Regions from separate parts of the Homo sapiens genome. Here all the other regions are linked to region 2. Evidence: chromatin loops called from intact Hi-C (ENCODE). Cell type or tissue: PC-3. All regions are shown on one strand. Region 1 overlaps KIDINS220 (kinase D interacting substrate 220). Region 2 overlaps LOC100506274 (a long non-coding RNA gene). Region 3 overlaps LINC00299 (long intergenic non-protein coding RNA 299). Region 4 overlaps LOC105373408 (a long non-coding RNA gene). Region 5 has its middle 200 kb from the start of GRASLND. Region 6 has its middle 210 kb from the start of LINC01871.

What was found. Hi-C counts contacts between places; a loop is a spot of excess contacts. Peaks named below come from ENCODE experiments on the same cell type or tissue, not always from the same donor. Only the 100,000 strongest peaks of a DNase experiment are listed, where the experiment ranks them.
Region 1: it touches region 2 in a loop (3-fold over the local background); 29 of 110 quality-filtered maps call a loop at or near these places.
Region 3: a loop joins it to region 2, with 4 times the contacts of the local background. A loop is called at or near these places in 2 of 110 quality-filtered maps.
Region 4: it touches region 2 in a loop (3-fold over the local background); 4 of 110 quality-filtered maps call a loop at or near these places.
Region 5: a loop joins it to region 2, with 7 times the contacts of the local background. A loop is called at or near these places in 7 of 110 quality-filtered maps.
Region 6: a loop joins it to region 2, with 7 times the contacts of the local background. A loop is called at or near these places in 5 of 110 quality-filtered maps.

What each region holds. Positions count from the first base shown.
Region 1 is chr2:8,759,692-8,763,691 of GRCh38, reverse strand. All of the region lies in intron 22 of KIDINS220 (kinase D interacting substrate 220), which reads left to right. Among named protein-coding and RNA genes, the nearest start is that of KIDINS220, 76 kb to the left of the region's middle. In PC-3, a CTCF peak has its summit at 1,940 (motif pointing right); no DNase peak of the experiment used is centred here.
Region 2 is chr2:7,425,160-7,429,159 of GRCh38, reverse strand. LOC100506274 (a long non-coding RNA gene) reads right to left here. Exons shown (of 6, transcript NR_038432.1): 2 at 2,141-2,309; 3 at 704-772. Among named protein-coding and RNA genes, the nearest start is that of LINC01871, 300 kb to the left of the region's middle. In PC-3, CTCF peaks have their summits at 1,465 and 1,679 (motif pointing left); a DNase peak (open chromatin) is centred at 1,679; H3K27ac peaks cover 768 bases.
Region 3 is chr2:8,101,205-8,105,204 of GRCh38, reverse strand. All of the region lies in intron 7 of LINC00299 (long intergenic non-protein coding RNA 299), which reads left to right. Among named protein-coding and RNA genes, the nearest start is that of LINC00298, 130 kb to the right of the region's middle. In PC-3, no CTCF peak of the experiment used is centred here; a DNase peak (open chromatin) is centred at 1,934.
Region 4 is chr2:7,808,315-7,812,314 of GRCh38, reverse strand. The region is part of intron 3 of LOC105373408 (a long non-coding RNA gene); the gene reads left to right. Among named protein-coding and RNA genes, the nearest start is that of LINC01871, 85 kb to the right of the region's middle. In PC-3, a CTCF peak has its summit at 2,483; no DNase peak of the experiment used is centred here; H3K27ac peaks cover 1,483 bases.
Region 5 is chr2:7,116,814-7,120,813 of GRCh38, reverse strand. No RefSeq gene overlaps it. Among named protein-coding and RNA genes, the nearest start is that of GRASLND, 200 kb to the right of the region's middle. In PC-3, a CTCF peak has its summit at 1,591 (motif pointing left); no DNase peak of the experiment used is centred here.
Region 6 is chr2:7,514,864-7,518,863 of GRCh38, reverse strand. No RefSeq gene overlaps it. Among named protein-coding and RNA genes, the nearest start is that of LINC01871, 210 kb to the left of the region's middle. In PC-3, no CTCF peak of the experiment used is centred here; DNase peaks (open chromatin) are centred at 1,563 and 1,953; H3K4me3 peaks cover 932 bases; H3K27ac peaks cover 3,964 bases.

The sequences.
Region 1 (4,000 bases), 1.3 Mb before region 2:
TTTTAAAAGGCCATGTACTTAGATGACTCCAGTTCTGTTGTGCTAAACATTTTAATTGTGTTCATTTATTAAACAAATATTTATAGAATTTATTATATGCAGGGCACAGTCTAATAAAAGTAGTAGCTAATATATTATGTGAGCCCTCATTCTGTCCCATGCATTGGATTAAGCACTTTACCTAGCTTATCACATTTAATGCAGGTTGCATATCCCTAATCTGAAAATCTGAAATCTGAAATGCCCCCAAATCTGAAACTGAGTGCCGACGTGATGTTCAAAGGAAATGCTCACTGGAGCATTTGGGATTTTGGATTTTTGGATTAGGGATGCTCAGCTGGTACTGCCGAAACTCCCAAATCTGAAACACTTCTAGTCCCAAGCATTTCAGATAAGGAATACTCAACCTGTACTTCTAACCCTAAGAGGCAGAGAGCAGGAGTTACCTAAGACCTCACAGCTGTAACTGCGCTTCCCCAAGTCTGTTTCTTGGGGCCAGGAGCCTGTCCTCTGTAGCTGCCAGCTAGGCAGTGGGTCTGAGATACCAGAAATATAGAACTAAATATTTTAATTTCCAGATAGATTTTAACTTTTCATTGATATATCTATGAGTATTTAGAATAACTTATTAGGGTATCAATGGGAATGTTATAGCAGATAGAAATTTTTCTGCAGTGTTGAATTTATCTTTTCTGTTGAAAAACGCGAACAACTTAGCAACATATAAAATCTCAAATAAATGCTTTATTTAGTTCTAATTGTGTCTAGTAACTGTGCTAGGTTTTGTGTGGAAAGCTTTAAAAAATCACTTCTGATATTTAGCACTTAAACATCTGGTACATCTGTTTGTTTAAGCCTTTATACCATTTCTATGTCTACTATATGGCTATAATTTTTTTTAGGTAACTTTTTCAATAGGTTTTCTTTTCTTTTCTTCTTTTTTGTTTTTCTTTGAGATGGGGTCTCGCTCTGTCGCCCAGCCTGGAGTGCAGTGGCGCGATCTCGGCTCACTGCAAGCTCCGCCTCCTGGGTTCACGCCATTCTCCTGCCTCAGCCTCCTGAGTAACTGGGACTACAGGCGCCCACCACCATGCCCGGCTAATTTTTTTTGTATTTTTAATAGAGACGGGGTTTCACTGTGTTAGCCAGGATGGTCTCGATCTCCTGACCTCGTGATCTACCCGCCTCAGCCTCCCAAAGTGCTGGGATTACAGGCATGAGCCACCGTGCCCAGCCAATAGGTTTTCTTTTACTTTTGATTTTGAATGTATTTTCTCAGACTTTACTCTCATAATGCCATTTTCAGTGTTTAATGCAAACGTAGAATGAAGAAAAAATATTAAGTGTTCCAAAGTCATGTGTTTCTAACGTCAACATGAAAAACTCAGGTATATTAACCCAGATCTTCATTATCCAAAACCCTTATTGTACGAGTTATCTTAAAAGATTTAACATTGAAAAAGTATATAGAACATTCCAAAGTTCTACAGTGTTTGGAATTGTTGGAAACTAATACCAAAGACAATTTCTTGAAATATATGTTTTAATATGTAAGAAATACATGTTTAATATGTAAAAAAAATTATTACTTGTGCAGGTTTACAGTTTATTTTATAATATAGTAAGAGCATTATGTATAGTTATATTTTTCAAACAAGTCTGATTATTAAAGAATTCAATTTACCAAAAAAATTACATATGCCTTGACAGATCAAGTAGCCAACTTTTTCCAGAAGTTGATTTTTCCAGTAAAGGTTTGTGATTTCAGAATTTCAAATCAAAATATTTAAAGACTTTTTAAAATACAAGAATAAACAAAAGTGATTTGTAACAAAAATGCTAGCTAATTCAAATGCTAAGAAAATGTCTAGCTGCTGGTGTAAAACCATGCTGCAGAAGTGGCTCCTGTTAGCAATATTCAAAAAGTCCACAAGATGGGAGCATTTCACTACAAACATTATTAGCATGTTTGGCCAAAAATAAGATGTAATACATTTTGCTTTCCCCTTCCATAGAAAAACAAGTCAGAATTTAATGAAAGGTTGAATTTCCTTTTTTGTTGTTGTTAAAAAAAAAAATGGCTTCAGGACATTTTTCAGCACTGAGAATCACGATCCTAGGCAAATGAATGGGTATCTATTCATATGACATAGTTTTTAAGTGTTGTACTACTTTTGTCTCCTCAAATTAGTTTAAATTAACTTTTGGGAAAATAGTGGCTATGAAAAAAGAGGAGCATAAAGAAATCGATCTGCTTACAAATTTGCATTTAGATATAAAAATATTAAATCCTAAACATTGTAGAACTTCAGTTCTATACTTTTTAAACATTAAATCTTTTAAGAGAACTTGCATAATAAAGATTTTGCCTTAATCTGAAACATATTCATAGATCTACTTTGAGTTCAGAGCCTCCTTTCTCTATGCCTGTCATTCAGTTTTATTATCAAACATTTGCGTTCTATATATGATTAATGTAATACACTTTTAGATTTCTTAAAGACGACAATTGCATGGACAATTCATCACTTGGTAGCAACTTATGATATTGCTAGTGATGCCTAAAACAGCTATGAAAATTTGATCTCATGTACTTTTGTCGGAACATTTTAAAATATCAAGTATAAACTCTTGATGCCAAAAAGCAGGCTTTGCTTTTTAATGATAGACACTATTTTCACATGGAGTCAGTTATGAATTATTTTGCCTCTCTTACCACTTTACTAAAGTCTTCTCTCATTACCCTAGCTGAAAGTATTGCTTTGTCACCTGAATTACTAATATCTGATTACTTGCATGGTTGTAACTGGGTAAATATCATGCAGTAATACACTATTTTTTAGACTTGTACTCCCAGTGGAAGCCTGTCTCCAGATCTTATGCAAAAGTCCAATAAATGAAGCAGAATTAATACAAGTTTATTGATTCAAATTATAACATTTCCTAACAAATTCAGTTAGTGAGAAAAATGAGCTATTCTGAAGAATATTAAAATTGGAGAATTGTGGACAACTGTTACAATCCTAAATTGGTTTAAACATTTATTTATTTCTCTAATTAGTTTTGGGACTGTAACATTAAGAAAGTCCTAAATCATGAGTAGACAGAAATGTTACCGGTGTTTAAACTTTCTTTGTGATGACAGGATGTTTTCATTTAATCTGATCTAGAAACTTGAAAGATTGATTGGGAATATTGTTTTATAGGTGAATCACCAATAGTATCTTGGAGTTGTTCACATTTCTTATAATTATTTGAAGTGTTCTCTGCTTCTCTGACTAGGTGAAAGTCATGTCATGCAATTTTTAAATCATTTTTACAGTCTTTGCTCAGGCTTCTAGGCTGTTGTGTAGTGTACTGGTTTGCATAATTTTGTAAACAAAAAAGTGCTGATCTGGATTCTGAAAAAATGATGAAGGAAATTAAATATGTGCATGAAGATGGAGGAGAAGCTTTATTTCAGTCTGCAAAAAACTGAAACTAAAAGAAAAACCCAGGATGACTTATGAGCACAGCTTATTTGTTGATCTTCTTCAATTTGTTAAAATGTAATATGTAACAGCATTCTTTTCTATTATAGTTTTAAGGAGTTAAAAACGTGTAAGTCATTACCTGAGGGATTTTGAGCCATGTCTGTGGCTCCTGTTTGAACTGGTGCAGTGAGCAGTCAGCAGCTTTTGAAGCAGTCAGGAGCAGGTACCCGCTCTGCTGCTATGTCTGTGGTGGTGTTGCATCCATTGCTTACCTCTCTGAGCCTCAGTTTCCTCATGTTAAAAATGGAAATAATAAATACCTTATGGGATGCAGAGAGAGAAGTTAGATAAACTAGGTAAAGCACCTGCCTCAGAGAATGGCAGACAGTAGGTATTCAGCCACTTCGTTCTTCTTAAAATTCCCTCTCAATTCTTCATAACTTTTAAATATAGTTTCCCTGTTAGAGTTTATATAAGAAGAGGGATACAGAGCCCCTAAATGTACCTTCCTCAGAACATTCGACGTC
Region 2 (4,000 bases):
GTTTGGAGCTGAGAAACTAGCTTAATAATCAGAGCACCATGCCTGGTGGTCACTTATTTCCTTCCTCAGAACCTCGGCATCTGGGTATGCTTTGATCAAGGTCTTCTTGCCCTAGTAAGGGTCTCTCTTTGACGGGAGTTACTCTAGCACACTTTTGCTCCCGTGTTCATGGCTCACGTCTGTTCCGCGGGGAAAAATCCCACGTGCTTCCTCAAAGGTCAGCCTCCTCCACTCAGCGGTCCCACGGCTGCCTCCCACTTCTCACCCTCCCAGTATTTGCGGAGCGAGCCAGACGTGACTTCACTGTGTCCACCAAAATACAACCACAATATCTGGCTCGTGAGTGATTTCTTTAAAGTGCCTTTTCTTTGACTGGGGATGACAAGGGAGAGCATCTTCATTCTTTGTAGTTCATCAAAACTCATCTGAGGAAAATCTTGCTCCAGCTCTGGCTTCCTTCAAACCTTTCATATCATCAGATGGGTGAGGGGTGATGAGCTGTGCAATTGGTCTTCTCTTCCTCTTTCTAAATCCAGCCTCAAGATCTTGCACCTCGTTGTGGAGTAAGACATCTGTTGATTTATTAGTTCCTCAACTGAAATTTCCATTTTATCATTCTGTTAAATTTTAATTAATAAATTCCAAATTAGAGGAAAATATTATATGTCTTACAAAAATGCCATTTATACCTTCTCTTCCTTACCATGTATGAAGCTTTATCAAGATAACAAAAAGGAAAAGACATCATCGTTTCCCATGGTGTTTTTGTGACCTAAAGGGAAAGTAGAAATACAAAGAAATCATTAGAATGCAGGATGCGCAAAGTTGGGAGGAGCTATGTGGAAGAATGCACAGATGAAGGAACTTTGGAGTTAGGTTTTAAACAAAAAATTTGCTGGCTAGAGAAAGAGCTACAGGGAGCTAGAGAAAGAGCTACGTCCGTCCCTGTCTTTCCAGGCAGGGATGGGAGTACTTACAATGACTTGGGGCTGTAAAATAGAAGATGTCAAAGGCAAAGAAGAAATATGACAGTGATTCCACTGCACTCGGTCATATATACCAAGCAGCTTGCTTGGGTTTTGGAGGTAATGATGAACTAAAATCAAGTCTTGATGACTCACTGGGTGTGATAATTGAGGGGCAAAAAAAGTCAAATAAATCACGAAAATATTTTATATCACAAAATTGGCTTTATAGCCTTGCCAATGGCTAGATATTAGGGAGATTGGAAGGCTGGTGATAAGATGTCCCAGATGATGGGTCTGTGATGCCTGTGGGGCCTGTGGGTGGAGACATTCAGCATCAGTGCGATAAGTCCAGAAGTCCGGTGAGAGCCCAGGCTGAAAGGAGAGCTGGACACATTGCCTCACCGCTTTCAGTTTGCTTTGCTCTCCATCTCATGACACAAAGCCATGAAAAAATGGGTATTCGAATATGACTTTTGAAACCACTGATACATAAAATAGACACATCTCTTATGTGCATGCTCATTTGAAATAAAGCTGCATAGGTGATAGATAAACCTTAGAATATTTGGTCCAAATGGATATTTAAGAGACCACTGAGGAAGACTATTTCTAAAGACATTTCACCTCTCCCCACCCCAAGCAACACCTTAATTACAGCCACACAAAAATGCATTCAAAATCCAAATTTTGTTGCAACACAGTGCCATCTAGTGTTCAATCCGACTAATACCAAGAGACAATTCCCCAGGGATGCATTGAAGCTCATTCGGACTGAAAACCTGACCCGGGTGTTAAAGGAAAAGTTTTAGATGAAAAGCAAAGTCTCATTGTCTAGTCTTCCTTCTAGTGAGTGGTAATGCTCTGTATGTGTTTAGACATAAAGAAGCAGATGTGTTCATCAAGTTTGATTCGGAAGTCGTGCTTTTAACCTAGAGCCATGCACCTTCCTCATCTGATGAAAGTCTTCCTGGCATATTTGCTTTTGAATAAGATTTTTAGTTAATTATAATATAATTATTAGAATTTGGATTATCCATTTTAATTATAGTCATTAAAATTTTATGTAAATATAATTACCCCAAATATTATGTTGGCTTGAAATTGCAAGATTGGTTTGCAGATAGTTGTATTCTCAACTGCTAGACTCAGAAGGGCAGAGGCAAGAAACGTACCTATTTGTCTTAGCGGATTTTCACATCTGGAACAGCATTGCAGAAGTGTGTAGCTTGGTGTGGGAGCCTTCCCCAGGACGAGCGTAACCTGTGTTCTTGCCCCAGTGTTGTCATTAACCTGCCGTATGACCTACAGCAAGACGCTTAAGCCTGTGAGCCGTGTCTGTAACTTAGGAATAAAACAGGGTGATCTTTCTCATGTGCTTACCATAAACTCGATGATATGCTTCCTTTATTTTATTTTGTCAATCTTCACTACTTCACTTTGCTATACATGTTATGTTCCTTGTTTTATAAATGAAGAAATTAAATTCAGAGAGGAGAAAGTGAATATGCAGGCGGTCAGCTTGTCCGTGGCAGACCTGGTGGGGTGAGCCAGGGTGACCTGTGTCCAAGGGGACCCTGTCTTTGTATGCATCGCAGATATCATATACATCGCATCATTTAAATTCGAGGTACAGTAAAGCATCATTCAGTAGAGCCTGAAAGTTTCTTCACAGAAGCAAATGTTAAGAGGATTTCATAGATCTACCCCTATCTATGTCTATTTCTGTATCTCTATCTGCCTCTATTTCTATTGATTATCATTTACCAAGCTAGGCATCTACCTATCTACGTATTATCTCTGCCCACATTCATCTATCTATTCGTCTATAAGCTATATCTGTATTATATAGCTATCGATCTGTTTATCTGCTTATCTATCCATCTATCTATCATCTGCCTATCCCCAAGAAGCAATTGGTTCAAGGAAAAATATGTTATTAATAGTGATGCCAACATTAGATGATTTGGGTTTGGCAGTCTCCGCAAAGGAATGCTAATCTTAAGAACTTTATTTAAATACCCCATTTCATGTTTCAGCTCATGGCAACCTTACAGTTTAGATATTGATATTTACTACTGTCCAGATAAAAGGCTGATAATACCTGCTTTCTAACTTTCCTGTGATAGAATTCTGTCTGGAATTAAAATAAAATCAAGCTGTTATTCTTCAAGACCTCACGTTAGTAAAGGTTTTTATGAGTTTGTACTACCCAACTTTTGTGACTGTGAAGGGAGTGGGTTTTCTCATGTGCTGCTGGTGTGGGTATAAATGGGGCAGCCTGAGAGTAGAAATCTGATGTTATTGTTCGTGTCTGCAAATCTGCATCCCCTGTCTCAACAGTCTGACTTTTTATTCTACAATTTTTTTCTACTCATGCAAGTACAAATACTTGTATTCACTGCATTATTTATTGCAGTATTTAAAATACTAACTTTGAAGACAATGCGATTGCCCAGCCAAAGAATAATATTAAATAATGTAGAGTCCATCCATATAACACCATGCAATCTATGTAACTGTTACAAAATTATGCTATATTTGTGTGTACCGTCATATAAGGAGATCTAAGACATAATCTTCAGTGAAAAACTGCAAGTTGCAAACCTATATATTGAAAGCATATGTGCATGTGTGTTAACCACATTTACAGAGTGGTTATTATGTTCCAGACATTGGTCATAGAAGTTTACAAATATTAACTCATTTAATTATCATAATAGCACTATGAAGAAGGAGCCATCATTAATCCTCTAGATAAGGAAACTGTGACGTGGAAATGTTAAATAACTTGCCAAATGTACCTCTCTCTCTCTCTCTCTTTCTCTCTCTCTCTCTTTGTCCCTCTCCCTGTCCCTCTTCCTACCTCTGTCTCTACTTCCACATTCGCGTATGCAATGGTGTCTACATAGGTAGCAACATTTTTTCTTTTCTTTTCTTTTTTGAAATGGAGTTTTGTTCTTGTTGCCCAGGCTGAAGTGCAATGGCATGATCTCGGCTCACCATAATCTGTGCCTCCCGGGTTCAAGCAATTC
Region 3 (4,000 bases), 680 kb before region 2:
ATGTGATTCTGGATTTCACACCGTGGCAGTTAAACACTTTTTTTTTAAAGTTTATGGGCAGTTTTATTTTGTTTGTTATGTCTTGTTTCTGTGGGCATGGAAGTTTTACTTTATGCTTTTTGTCTATGCTTTTTCTGACCTCTATAAACCATCTCTCAGAAAAGCAGCCATGTGCTCTAAGAAAAATGAATCTCAACATCACGGTTATGTCATTGGAACAGGGGTCTATGTCTGCCTCAAAGTTTGCTCACAGAGGAACACACCTCTCCAGCTAGTGATTAGCCAAACTGATCGGACCTTTTCTGTTTGGGACAATTGCAGCAGAGAAGCGGATTCTGAGCAATGGGGTGGGATGGATCTTAGCAGGGCAACCGAGGGCAAAAGAGGAGGAGAAGAGAGGTAGAGGGAAAATATCTGAGGTCCGCTGGACCCATCTCTGCTTCTCCAGACACAAAAGAGCCAGGCAGAGCATTTCACTTCTGGATATAAATGAAGACAAGACAAATGAGAAGAAGCAAAGGCTATTTATCCTGAGCTTGCTCTTTGCAAGGGAGTCAACCACCATCCCTTTCATTTTGGCAGAGAATCCAAGTCAGGCAGAGGAGCAGAAAAGCTTCCTGGTGGAATAGGGAGGCTTCAGGTGGCCCTGATTGGAGGCTGTTGGCGGGAAGAAGCCAGAGGTGGCCCACTAGAGGCAGGGTCTCCTATGGGACTGGTCTGGGGCACGTAATTGGCTTTCTCTGGTTGGTCTTAAGTTGGAAGAAGGCAAAAAAATTAGGAAAGCTGTCAGTTCTTTAATCAAGTCTTGGCTATTTGGGGCCAGTTGTTACAGAAGTTATTGTTTAGATCCCTGGATTCTTCCTAGAAATAGCTATCTGGCTTCCTGCAAGTCTGACTTCCAACAGGTTGGCTTCCTGGGCTATTTACTGTAGAGAAGGGGCTGGTTTATTGGTCTGGCCACTGCAGGTTGTAGTCGGAATTCTATTTTCGTATACGCTTTGGCCGTTGCCTGTTTGTGTTTTCAGTCTCACCCCACTCTTCTGCAGTGGCCTTTCTTGCCTATAAAGAGTCACTCCCTTTGCTTGCTGGAAATTGCCCATTGGGAAAGTTTGTTTGCCTTTTTGTTCTTCCTGAAGCCTACATTGCTTGCAAATGTGCTTCTGAATAACTTGACAGCATTTCTTCTCTTCTGGAGTCAGTTGGCTGGATGGCCTTATGGGGAGCAGGTGTTTTGCATCAGGATGTACTTCTTAGGATGTAGGAAAATAGCAAAAAATGCTTCATAAATATGGAAGCATAATGACTGTTTAATTTGGAAGAATCTCTATTTGCAAGTTTTAGGCCAGTCTCGGAGATACGGGGTAAAAAGTCAAATTATGGAGTCTCTTGTAGCCTTTATCTGTGTTATATAATACAGAATTCACTTCTCCATGCTCCAGTGCTCACAGCAAAGGCAGGGTGAAGTGCATCTTCATGAAATCAGGGAAAATCACATTGTTATTTAAAATGTAAACTGTGCAAGAAATAAATTATTTCTGACCAGGTCCTATTAAAGAATGCAAACGTGATTAATTCCTGGCTTAGAAAAGCACTTATCTCTACCAATTACATACCACTATTACAGTGATTATTTTATAAATGCTAATAAACACTATCTCAAGTTAATATTTGCTCCTGAGGAAAGTTTGCCAAGAGCTTAGAATACATTTACGGAAGATTTTTGCCTGCTAGGTTTGTGTACAAAGCTTGAAACATCAAAATCCTATTAGCCTCATTAATTTAAAAAAAGCAGTGCACAAAGAGTTGTAGCCAGTAAAGCTGAAATCTGATACAGAAATAGAAAAACTTTGGAAATGTTGCATAATCAGGCAAATACTGTTCATCCCTAATGAATTTCAGCCGACTAACTTTGCTATTGATTTAGTCTCTGAGATGACCTCTACTTAAATCTATGCAACGTGCCCTTGCGCATGTGAGTCATAAATAATGGCTGAACTCTTGCTAAAGATTAAACAGACATTGTTCATGCTGTGTAGACTATGGACTATCGGCTTAATATACTGATGCTGGAATTAACAACTGGATGTTGGCTAATGTTCTTAGCAGGAAAAATCAGGAACTCATTCATGATCCATGTATCAGGTGAAGCATCACATTTAATAAATTGTTTCAGTGGGGTTTGCATCAACTTAAACTACTTGTGGGTATGTAAAAGAAAATAAGTTTGAATTTTAGTAAATGTGTTAGATATTCATACATTCTTATTATTAGGCCATGGAGTCCAGGAAAAAACTAATATTTTATTAAACTGGTGTCATAATTATAATATCTTCCTTAGATTCATATATTGTAATTATATAACAAATGATCCACCAATTTAGAATCTTCTTGTCAACTTAAGTAAAGCCTTATCCGTTAACCAGAAAATGCTCAGGTTTGCTACCATAATTTTCTGTATTTACCTATAGATCTTAGGCTTAGTCAATGAGGAATAAGTTGTGGGTGAGTGTGGAAGAAGCGGACTGAGTCTGCATCTGGGTCTTTGATGCAACGAACTTTCTGCAGACGTTACTGTCTGATGGATGTCTCAGGCTTCCTCATTTATTGAGGGCTTGAGGTAGGATTTCTGGTTGCTAAAGAGTAGAAAGTAAGATCTAAAATTTCTTCTTGCATTCCACAATTTATTGTGTGCCTAAACATTTTTATTTTGGTAGAAGAGGACAAAAAAAGGCATGCTAGGCTCTCTGTATGTATAAATCCTGAGAAAGTCTAGGAGAGAAAGATGCTTTGTAAAGTACTAAAGTATGTTTGTATTTCCTCTATGGAATTTATTTAAAAACTGTCCTGAAGATGTTTGATTTACCTGATTTTATTTTTTAAAGGATAGGTATTTGATTTTTAGAGAGCCCTGTCTATGGGAGACAGTTTAGGTTAGTGACTAGAAGTACAGGCTCTTAGGCAAGTTACCGGATATGATTTTCTTCTGTTTTCTCAATAGCAAAATGGGTCACTTGGAGACTTAAGTAAGCGAACCCATGAAATGTGCTGAAAGCTCCAGCCAGGGACTACCACCATGGTAGCTACCATCAAGGATAAAGGTCATATGCAGGGCTGGAGGGGCAGACACAACTAACAGTCTTGTGTGTCCAGCTCATCAGGAGAAAGACCAACAAGGTGCAGAGAGGCACAAGAAAGGATTGTAGACACCACCAGGGACTGAGAGGTTCAAGGAATTATTTGTCTGCCTTAACAATGTAAAACAAAGTCTTTTTAGAATGGAATTGCTACCTCAAAAAAGAACAAGAAAGTTCAAAAATTCAGCAATCTAATCTGGGGAAGTTTATGTTTACTTAAGGCTTGAAACCAAGGGCCAGCCATGCTCATTCTGTCTACTATGGGAGCTGCTGTGAAAACATTTGTCAACAACTAACCATTACTCTTTCAGCCAAGAAAGCACTGCTCTTAATGTCTTAAAATACAGGTTTTGGGAAATAGATGAGCAACTATGATGCATGTGTATGTGTGCATGTAAGTTGGGGTAGAGTGCACCAACTCTGCCATTGGCAAGTGGACAGGTTACACTTACATATGTTTATAGCAAAACTTAACTGAACAATTAAAAAATTAAATTGAGAGAAGTCACTGAATATAAGAATGGCATATAAAAAGAAGTAAGTTGGCAAAAGTTTTAAAATTATTAAGGTTTATAAATTCTTTGATTTTTAAAATTTGTAATAAACTATTCCCTTATTTGCTTATTCAGTAAACTTTTATTATCTATCATGTGCATGACACTGCTAAAAGTATATGGGCTAATAAGTTAAACATGCTCCCATTTTTACGGAAATTATGGTCTTGTGAAAGAGATAAACATTAAACCATTATTATTAGTTAATTTAATTTTAAGTTATTTAAATTGTTATTACTTAATTGGAACTGAGGCGTTCAGGGTGCTGAGAGAGGTTAAAGTGAGTAGATCGGATGCAGTTTGGTGCATATA
Region 4 (4,000 bases), 380 kb before region 2:
TACAAAATTATTAACTCTATTAGGCTATGTAAATATAAGGTAGTTATGGTACAATTATCATCCTCTTCACAATTGCCTTATTAATACTCAACCATTTAGTTGCCTTTCTGTAAATTTTCATGAGGATAGAAATTATATTTGAATGTGCACAGTATGTCAGCCATTGAAGATGCTCAATAAATATTAGGTACAGAATAAATACATCTTCCAGATGAAAGTTTTCCAAAGAGAGGATAATAAGCCACTAGTGAATCATAAACTGAATTTAATGAGGCATTACAAGCATTTAAAAAAAAGTAGAACAGAGTGAAAAAAGAAAATATTAGTGCAGTATACTGGCAAAACTGAGAATTATTTGGTTGCTATTTGTTATAGATGTGTATGTATATTTGGAAATGTATGAATCTCAGGGTAGAGTGCACTTATACTTTTTACCTGAAGATATAATCAAAAAGTCTAAAAAGTACTTCTTTAAACAAGAGGAATTTAAATTTTTAAATCCTTGGAACATTACACAACAGATAATATGAGTGAAAAAAGTTTTGTGTCAAAAGTACTGAAGAAACTTCCTGGGTGAACACAGGTACAAGTCAGCGTTTTTCGGTTCTCCCCATGGACATTATACCAAAGCAGCAGGGAGAACGTTAAAAGACAAAACAAAATGAAACAAAAACAAGCATATAATCTCCAGTTTTAGTGGAACTTGATGATACATATAAATCCACAGATCTCTAAATACATACAAAGCTTGCCCAAATCCTCCAAGATCATGCAGAAACACTGGTGTAAGGAAGGAAGGAGGAGAAGGTCAGTGGTAGTGAGAGACCCAGCAGGTGACCTTAGAATAGGCCAGCAAAAGACACTCCTGAAGGCAAGCGGGTACCCCAAAAAGAACATATTTTGCTGCCTGTGTGGCAACAATGGGTCGGGAAACTGGGGAGAGCAAGGATGGTGGAATAATTGTTTCTGTATCTATTTTGAATCAGGGCAAAGATAACTTAGGGGTAGAGAATGACTCACCTGAGGTATTAGAGAAAAACAGTTTCTGTGGCAGTGGGCATCTACTGAACCTTCCAGCTCTGAACCCTAGATTGTCAGCCTGCTAGTCTTAGTTTCTCCCCCAACAGCCACCACTCTCAGAAATTCCTGTGAATACGACTTAAGAAAATCCAACCTATTCAATGCTAAGTGTTAAAAGACACAACAATGATCTAACAATAAATAAATGTAAAAAAACTTGATATATGATGACTTACCAGAAAAAGTATTGCCATATAGCAAAAGAAAGTTGTTCCCATTTCCCTATGAAACACAAGGCTTTGAAACAGTTTACTCTGAGCAGAAAGACCACAGCTCAGAAATGCAAGACTGGAGGGAAATAATTGAAAGCTGATAAAAGGAGATTTTTTAAAAAGTTACTAGTATAACTTGAGAACAAAAGTAGAAGAAAAGAAATGGAAAGATCATAAAAATGAAGTGTGGGAAAATAGGTACTTCACAAAATCTACCAAGAGACACGGCTAGAAATGAGAGATGTGAAAAACGTACAAAACTAAAACAAATAGAAATGAAAACAAAGGACTAAAAAGGATAAGAAAGAAAATAATAGCCATAAAAAGGCTAGAAAATAGAGCTAACATACACATTGGCGTCTCCAAAGAAGCAATAGAACACACTGCCACAGTAGAATACAACAGACATTTAATGTTATTAAAAAAAACAATTATTGGCCAGGCATGATGGCTCAAGCCTGTAATCCCAGCACTTTGTGAGGCCAAGGCAGGTGGATCACCTGAGGTCAGGAGTTAGAGACCAGCCTGCCCAACATGGTGAAACCCCATCTCTACTAAAAATACAGAAAATTAGCCAGGCTTGCTGGCCGGCATCTGTAATCCCAGCTGCTCAGGAGGCTGAGGCAGGATAATCTCTGGAACCCGGAGGCAGAGTTTGCAGTGAGCGGAGATCGCACCAGTGCACTCCAGCCTGGGCGACAAGGGCGAAACTCTGTCTCAAAAAAATAAAATGAAATAAAACATTTATTTTCCTGAAATGAAAGAATACTTGAATCTATGTGTGGAAAGTCTTCATTATGTGCTAGAGGAAATTGATGTGAAATGGTCAACTTTGAGACCTGCACGAATGAAGCTAACGGTTTTAAAGATAAAGGAAGAATTCTTAGGGCAGCCAGGGAAAACATCACAATAAGAATGGAAAAAAATGTAATCTCAAATTTCCCCCCAAAATCGTTAACACCAGAGGAAAGTGAGGCAGCACCTACATGACTCCTCCAGGAAATGTGAGGACCAATGATTTGATATCTAGCCAATCTGTCTCTCAAATATTAAAACTATAGGCAAACTTTATGAAAAACAAGAACACCAGGAGTATGACTACAGTATTGCCAAGAACCCGCACAATAAAATTACTAGAGGATGAACTGCAGCCAAGAAGTGATGGGGGAAACTGTCACCCTAGTGGTGAACATTGAATAGAATGAACTGTAGACATGAAACAGAAATTCCCATGAGTATTGCTGAGATATAGAGAACTACAAATTTCATATGCCTAGGCAACCGAGAAATGACAAAATTGGGAGGGAAAAGGAGAAGAAAGGTGAGGCAGAGTCAATTTTTTGATGACTTTAGCTGTGATAGCTGGCTATTGGATCGTATCATTTAAAGATGAAAAATCAAATAACAGAAGTATAAGCATATTTGACAAGACAAAAGTCCACGTTAGCAAAGACTTCATGGACTGAAATTAGGGGATTGAACAGAGAAAGATGACCAGAAGGGCAAAGTACACATTATTTTCAACATGGTTTACAATAAGGAAACAGTAGATACTGTCTAAGTAAATAGAGACTAGGGGTGTTATATTAAAGTTTAGCACTAAAGGTAAACATGAAAGAAAAACACAGATTTTTCTAAGTATTAGAAAAACCACAAAAAATAAAAATGATCATGAAAGTAGACCACATAATTTTAAACAACAAATCAGAAAAGGTAACATAAAATGTCAGAGGAGTTTCATGTGTCAACTTGTCTAAGCCACAGTCCCCAGTCATTCAGCCATTTAGGTGTTGCTAAGGAAGTATTTTGTAGATGTGATTGAAGTCCACAATCAGTTGACATTAATTAGGGAGATTACTCTAGCTGATCTGGGTGGTTCTGATTCAATCCATTGAAAGGTCCCAGGAGCAGAGCCGAGGCTCTCCTGAAGAAGAGATCCTACCTGTGAGCAGCAGAAGCTCTTCTGGCCTGTGAATCACAACCTGTCTTTGCTGGTGGCCTGCCCTACAGATTTTGGACTTGCCTTGCCAGGTCCCACAACTGTATAAGTCAATTCCTTACAAAAATATGTTCATGTATATCTGAGCTACTGGTTTGTTTTTTTCTGGTTAAACTGACTAATAAAAGAGGCAAGTTCAAGTATATTTTTCTTATCAATAAATGTAAATAGTATATCTCTCCTATTATAAGAAAAAAATTTGAGAAAGAATCAGAAAACACAAAACACAATCCAACTCTATAATGTGGAAAAAGACACATCTAAGCAAAGTGATTGAGGAAACTTGAAATTAAATGAATGGGCATAGCATAATGGTAAATGCAAGAATTATATAACTAGTGGTAATGATCTTAATGCCAGGCAAGATGGAATTCATTGCACAAAATATAAAATGACCCAAAGTTGATGAGCTTCTATTTTTAAATAATACTCTCCACAATGAAGAAACATTGGAATCTAGATACTTAGGGTTAGGGATTAGAACCACTTTTTTAATCACTACATTCTAAGTCCTTGGTCAATTTCTGACACATGGCAATTCCTCAATAAAAATGCTTGCCGAGTAAATTTATGAGCGGTTTTGAAAATCTATGCATAAAGTATCATATCAGCAACATTTACAAAGTAGAAATTAGAAGAGATACAGCACGAAATTTAGCATACTGGGATAACAGACATTAATTCCTCTCTCTTATCTCACCAGCCATGA
Region 5 (4,000 bases), 310 kb after region 2:
TGTATGCCTATGTAACAAACCGGCACGATCCAAACCACCATGGCACATGTATGCCTACGTAACAAACCGGCACGTTCCAAACCACCATGGCACATGTATGCCTATGTAACAAACCGGCACGTTCCAAACCACCATGGCACATGTATGCCTACGTAACAAACCGGCACGTTCCAAACCACCATGGCACATGTATGCCTATGTAACAAACCGGCACGTTCCAAACCACCATAACACATGTATGCCTACGTAACAAACCGGCACGTTCCAAACCACCATGGCACATGTATGCCTATGTAACAAACCGGCACGTTCCAAACCACCATGGCACATGTATGCCTACGTAACAAACCGGCACGTTCCAAACCACCATAACACATGTATGCCTACGTAACAAACCGGCATGTTCCAAACCACCAGGGCACATGTATGCCTACGTAACAAACCGGCACGTTCTGCATATGTATCCCGGAACTTAAAGTAAAATAAAAAAATTTAAAAAAAGAATAAGCCACTCTGCTAAACAGCAACCCCAAATCCCAACCCAGCCCTCAGTACAGGCCTTGCTGGGGATGAGAGACGCTGCTTGAGAAGATGATGGATCATGCTGTATGCCCATCTGGTCTCCAGCTCCAGGCTCTCCCAATTTTTCTTCATTTCTTTTGTTTTCTCTATTCAGATGTGAACACACTGTACTTAAATTCTATGGCCATGTGCTAAGCTGTATGTTAGCATGTCAAGGCCCAATTTACTGACATAGCAGTTTTCCTGTGTACCTAAAGGTATACAAATTCTGACTTCTTATTTGTATTTCATGATGTTTGAACTTTAAGTGAATGACCATGTTTGCAAAGAACAAAGCACATTTTGAAATATAGTTTTGAATCTCGAAACCATTACCACCTTTCCCAGTGGTGTTGGCCCAGCCACACCAAATGCCCTGGCCACAAGGGAATCTAAATTGGGTTCACTTAACAATGCTGTATTCTGCATAGAGAACTGGGAGAAGTCATGTTTACATCCACCACATTATCCCTGTGGTCCAAGCTATACCAGATACATAGAAGAAACAGTGGGGCCTAGCAAAAGATGGCTTTCCTTCTAGCTCCACCACTCATGACCTGAGTGTCCTTGGGCAAACCACGTAATCCTGTGAGCTCCAGCATACAAGCTTCTTGCTGAAAGTGTCCTCAGGAGAGCTAATCCTGGAGCGCCAGACACCAGCACGTGCACAGCAAAATTCCCTGTGTTCCCCTGAGGCTTGTGGTCCAGGAGACAAGGAGGGGATTCGGTCACTGCTCCTCTACATCCTTGTGAGGCCAGGACAGCAGCCCTGGGGCTGCAGGATGGATGAGATCATGAGTGATTGCAGATTGGGACCAGTCCCACGGTCTCTCTTCCCAAGGGATGGGTGCTGAAAGTCCTGGGCTCAGCGTTTAAAGACACGCTGATAATTTACAGCCTTTTATGAGGTTTCACATTCATTTTGGAATTTCTTTTGCCAAGTTTGAATCTCATGTTGGGCCTTTTCTCTTTTGGGTAAAAATATCTCTGGGCTGGCCCGGGCCCTGGAAGCAGCAGGGTTTTCTGCTACAACAGTGACACCTGCTGTTGAGGACAAAGTGGGTGATTTCTCAAAGACAATTCTCTGTAGGGCCAAGATTACTTTCATATTTCCAACATCTGGAAGGAGAAATCAATTCATTTTGCAGGGAATAAGTACTGCTGTGCTGAACAAGCAAAAAATCAAATGAGAGGCCAGGGATAGGAAGAAATAAATAAAAGGAAAGAAAATGTCTGCTTGGTTGAGAAACAAAGAAATCAAAGACCCCCCTGGCTTGGCACAAAGCAGCCTGGTCATGGGTCTGCCCTGCCAGAAAAGACTAAACAACAGGTGGCCCTCTCCACCCAGGACTCTGAGAAGTCAGAGCTGTCCCTGGGCACCTCCGTCGAAACACAGGACACTGAGACCAGGCATCCTTAGAGCAGAGTCTGTCCACAATGAAGCTGGCACCTGCAGATGGAACTGCTGAGGTCCTGTCACCATGGGGTGCGGGGAGTGAGAAATGAGAAATGGCCTCACTCTTCTGTCTGCCCTGCATTGTGAAAAAGAATCCTGTTTGCTCCAGGCTCACCAGAGTTCACCTGACATTGCAGACACGTTCAACAACATAGCTCCCTGATTCCTTTAACGCCCTAGAAATTCAAACAGGAAACATTTGGCATCTACGCCTATTTCCCATTTGCCCTGTATCTTAGGAAACAATTCTATCACTACTATTTTAATTCACCTTAACTTTTAAATAAGGCAGGATTTGAAGTTTCTGCAATATTTCAACTTCTTATCGTATAGATTTTTTTTTAAGGTAATCTTTGAAACGACCTGTTTTCCAGGTAGTCATGGAAATACTTCCAAAATGACTATTTTGGGGTTCCAAAAATATTTTCTCACCTGTATGTATATAAGGTTCAGCTTTCATTTTGACCCTGATAAGGAATCCATCAATTACATGCCACTAATACCTAAAAAGGAAGAGTCGTCGTTTGGTGGCAGGAGTGACAGTCCTGCTGGGAGGGGCAGAGCACTGTCTGCAGCTGGGTGACCTGGGAGATGTCTTCACCTCTCCAAGTTGAGTCATTGTTCTGTGTGCATCAAGTCAAGAAATCAGTATAACTCAAGAGTTTTTAAACTTTTAAAGAAATCTGTTGAATCTGTTTTGCATATACAAAACACAGTCCTGCATAGAAGTCTAATTATAAAATTATTTATAATACTTTTATATTTTATATATTTATTATATAATATATTATATAGTATTCTAATATATCATATATAATAATATATATTATTATATATTATATATTTTTGTATTTTTATAATAATTTTATAATAATAAAATATAAGATGAGGGTCCCTACTTTCCCCCAAAGCAGCCTTGAAGACTCCCTGGCAGCATGGAGACCGTCGGGGGGCAGTTTGCCAAGCACAGGGCAAGCCGCCCTGATCCCCAGCCCACGGAGCTTTCAAGCTCCAGCACCCCACATCTGCATCTCAGCTACAGAATGAGGGTGCCTCGGCCTGCTGGGCTCCTTCACAGTCACTGTGAGGATCAAGGGTGACTGCTCATCTGAGAAAGCATTGATTAATGCAAAAAGATAAACTAATATTGCACTGTTTAAAAGGAAAATAATAATTTTACTTCTGTAGGTCTCTCCTTTCACGACTATAAAATAAGAGCTTTTGATTAGGAGAAAATCATTAATAAAACATTGTTATCTTCAGGCAATATGTTAAACACAGTCATTTTCTTTGCTTCTTACATCGGCTTGCTGTGACATACATCTTCAGCTCCATTTTTTGGTTGAAGAAACAGGCCCAGGGGGATTTTGGAAGTCAGCTAGCAGCACACAGCAAGGCTGGTTCTCACGGCAAGGCTGATTCCCGTGTTCCTGCGATTCCTAGTGAGTGCTCCATGAGTCCCTGATCCCACACACTCCCCCCATGCTAGCCCAGAGCTCTGTAATTCTGCCATTCTCTGAAACTTTGTGCTCACATTCTTACAGTGGAGAGTCGTAGCTTTGCACATGGATGTAAAACCGATAAACTGCGATTCCAACATACCACAGCACTCCCCTCTCAGGCTCGCATCCATAAAATATGAGCATCCCTAATAAACAGCAGCTGTACCACAGAGCGGGCTGTGTCTTCAGGCAGAGTCTCTTCAAGGTGTTTCTGGCACATCTACCTGGGCTGTCTTGACTCCTCTACCCCAGACGTGTGGTTCTAGTCAGTGTCTGCTGGAATCGCATAGGAACCTGCTCGCATTCCCTGGTACGCCTGGACTAGCTGTTACAGGGAGACTTCATTTTTTGCCCCCATATCAGATTCTCCCCCCTCATTCATTTTAATTTCATTGATTTGCCCCTTATCACTTAATACATTTTCCTCCTTATTGGCATCTGGGCTGAAGGCTGCAACACAAACAGCAAAAGACCAAATCAA
Region 6 (4,000 bases), 90 kb before region 2:
TAAATGTCACTTATTGATACTATTCAGTCCTTTTTCAGGGATGACATCCCAAATCACACCTGTAAAACTTGTCTCAAAATAAGAGTAATGCTCTTGAATCCCTACTGCAATGTCTGGGGTTATGGCACCACCTGCACCTGCCCTGAGGCTGTTGAATGCTGTGTTGCCACATCTCCCAACCAGACTCGCTGCTGGATCTACCATCTTCCCATCATGCACCTGCCTTGATGCCCCCAACTCTGGATGCTTTTGGAAGCTTCGAGTGTCACTTGTTACAAGTTATTCCGGAGAGCCCTCCTCCTCACAAATGTTCCCTAGGGAACAGGCCCTAAAAAGGTAAAGCATCTCAGTCATGCTCTAGAATTATGCAATTCCCCTTCCCAAAGAAGTGTCATTTTGCCTAAGCGAGACTTCAAATTGATTTTTCTAAGCAGACTTAAATAGAAAGCACTTTCTCTAAAGGGATGACATTCAGAAACATGCTATAATCTGTATTGGGGCTCCTCAGTTATGACCAGAAGACTGGGGTTTGAGTCTTATTATTTTTAATTCCATTTAATTTATTTTCTATAAGATATAAAATCTATACTGATGAATCTCTAAGCAATTCCTCCACCTCCAACCTCTCTCCCGAGCCCTATTCCTGTGAGGTCAAAATATGTTCACTTAGAAATCCAGACAAATCCTGGTATGCTACTTGTCTTCCCCAAATATCGTAGGTGTCTTCCTTTGGTTAATGACCATGGCATCCTTTTAGTCACTTGGGCTAAAAATATGATCACTTTTGTTCCTCTCTCACTCTTGTCACCCACATTAAATCAGTTACCCTGGTTTATTGTTTCTCCTTCTTTTATTCATCTGAGGTTCACTTCTCCTTTTCATTGTATTCTATTATTACTCAATTTAGGCAATTATTATCTCTGATCCATACTTTCATAATCATCTTCAGTTGGTTCCTGGACTTTTATTCTCAGATTACTTTCTTTTCTACATTACTTCCAGGTTCATTTTCTACCTCAAAAGTCATCTACAAAATAAAACCACCTCCAGAAAAAAACACGTACTTCTCAGATGGTTGTTAACTGTCCCCCAAATCTGTCCTCAGTTTGTCTGCCTAATCTACTCTTTAGTGAGCTTATTGTTGTAGTCTATAATGCAGTTTCTCAAACATTATTTCCTTTAATAATTGCATCAGCTGTGTGAGTTGGTATAGCCTCTATGATCTTTTCATTATTTCATTTTACAAATAAGAAAATAAATATACAAAAAATTGTCTGACAATTGGCATCAGTCATTCAAAGTCACACTGGAGTAAGAAAGAAAAGCAAATTCAAAGCTCACACCCTCACTGTTTTTCTGTCTCCCCAGAACGTTTGTTGAAATGTCAATTCTGAAAATGCCTTGCTCTCTCTCTAGGCAGAACTAGTTTCCCCCACCCTGGGTTCCCAAAAGACTTTCCAAATACACTTCCTTGGACACAGATCACATGCAAAGTGAGTATGTATGTTCATGTTGGTTTACAGTGAGATTCTTGCGGGAAGGAACTGTGCTTCTGTTTGTGCCTGGCGTTTGTCATGTGGCAGGATCTGACACATGGCGACAGGAAGCGCTGCATAATGAATAACTGCATCTCTTTATTACGTAGTTTGAGACACGCACTGATACCTAGTGCAGTAGGACATTCCTAGCCCCTAAAGAAGTCACAATCATATTTTGATTTTGACAGGGAAGGCTATTTACTTGCTCTACAGCATGTGTGAATGTGTGCATCTTGCTAAACCTGAGACCAGAATTTATTTTGGAAAATCAACTGACCACTCTAGTTGTAAAATAGAAAATAGATTTTGTGAGAACCTAAATTCTTATCATGAGTCACAGTGAGTTAGGGCGTAAAGTCATGTCTGGTTTTGAAAGAACATTTGTATTCTTCTGCAAACGCCTTTAATAAGAATTTAGCTATTAGTAGAGCATGAGTTTTTTATAGATTTAACCTAAGTTGAACCAATAAATTTATCCAACCTCTGATGGTTCCATAAAATGACTAATATTGAACATTTTAATATTTTATGAGTGACTAAGCAACATCTTGACTGTTTGCTGGTGGAAGATGTACTTAACTGGGAATTACAATAAGGAATCTAAAGCTTTGCTTTTTATTATGGTTTAATAGGTTTAGTCTTGCAAATTTCAAGAAAATGAATGATGTCAAGAAAAGAAATAAGGCTTATGTTATTAACTGTAGGTAGTGAAAGAGTCCAGAACTAGCAGCAAGATGATCAATTGGACAAAACATATGTTTAGGAATTCATTAATGCTGAGTCATTGCAGTTCATTAGGTTGAGTGAAATATGGGTGAGAATATAATTGATTGAAACAGTGGTTCCTGATCATCACCAGGCACTGTCTGTTTGATATTTGGAAAAACCTCTGTCATTAGGAGGAATTCTTGAGTCTCATAGGTGTTTTTGAAGGGTAAACATCATAGCACTTGCTCTGTATAACCCTAAATAAACATATTTCCCATTGCCTGTCTGTGCATAATCATATCATCTGCATTAGAACCAAGTGTGAAGGTGGCTCTGGTCTGCATATTCCATCTGCATGGTATGAAGAAGTTGGAAAACTCTGGTGCCTTTCAATTCTAAGCATTAGGTTTTCACATTTTCAGAGCCAAAGACCAACACCTAATGTGTGTACTTAGGCTGATTGAATAATTACTCTGGGAAAATGCCATGTTATAAGATGATGCACAAGGCAAGAAACTGCCTCGCTGGCTGCCCAGCACTCAACTTCAGTACCCTGATTGTAATCTCAAAGCATCAAATTGGTGGATCCCTAGCACAAATGCCTTTCCTTTTTATTTTTCATATTTAATCTTTTTTTCTTATTTTTCAAATTCATATGACCATTGCTGATTTGAATTGTTAAACAACTGGAAAGTATTTCTATAACTATAATGGTAAAATATATTCTAGACTCAATAGTCCGATTATATTTGAGAAAGAAAAATATCCCAGAGATCAAGGCATAATATTTGATATTAAAAATACTTTTCTTCTATTCTTTCTCCAAAGTTTCTTTTTCATCATTCCCTATATGTTAGTTTGTTCTCTGTCCTAAAATCAGCTCACATTTACCCACATTGTGTTAAATATTTTTCCTATTATATGCTTATAACTGAAGTTCTTCAGTGCTTTTAATGAAGTGCTCTACTGGGAGCCAGTTCTAACCCAGAAAACCAAACTAGATCTAGAAATAGAAGTCAACAATATGTGGTTTTTACATTTGAAGAGTTCACAGCCCAATGAAGGAAACAGAAAAAGTGAACAAAAACCCCCAAACTACAGTGGAGGAAGCTTCAACAGAGGTATTAAATGAGTAATAAGAACACTGATGAAAGGGGAATGATCCCAGCCTTTGGAAAGAGGAGATTAAAAAACAGCTTTACAGGGGACAGCAGGTATCAGAGAGGGATTGAAAGTTTAACTTTCCATGGTCTACTCTAAAGTACAATATTTTATGAACCAGGAGATCTCCAGCTGCCATTGAGAATATTGGCTTTCATGAAATCCTTTCTTGAATGTATTGCCTGAATAAATATCATTGAGGCACGGACTTCACTGCCAAGTAATAATTCTAATGTTTGGTTGTAGAAGAAATTGGAGTTTCAATGTCATGTAGATATTTGTAACAAACAATGGTGCTTGATGTAACAGACTCCAAATTATTCTCAATTGTCCTATTGTGTGAATTATTTATGAACTTTTACACATCTGTAAACTCTTAGAATAAACCATTTTAACCATTCCATACATAGCCAGAAAAACATTATCAGACATCTTTTCACATGACTTACTTACAATTCATTGATTTACTTCAACATAACATTTCAAATGTACAAATTGCAACACTTTAGTTGTCCAGATGCTTAACAATTAGATATTTCCATTGTGTATCTTTATTGGTGCCCGCAAGTGGATTCAAACGCTTTGGGAATTAC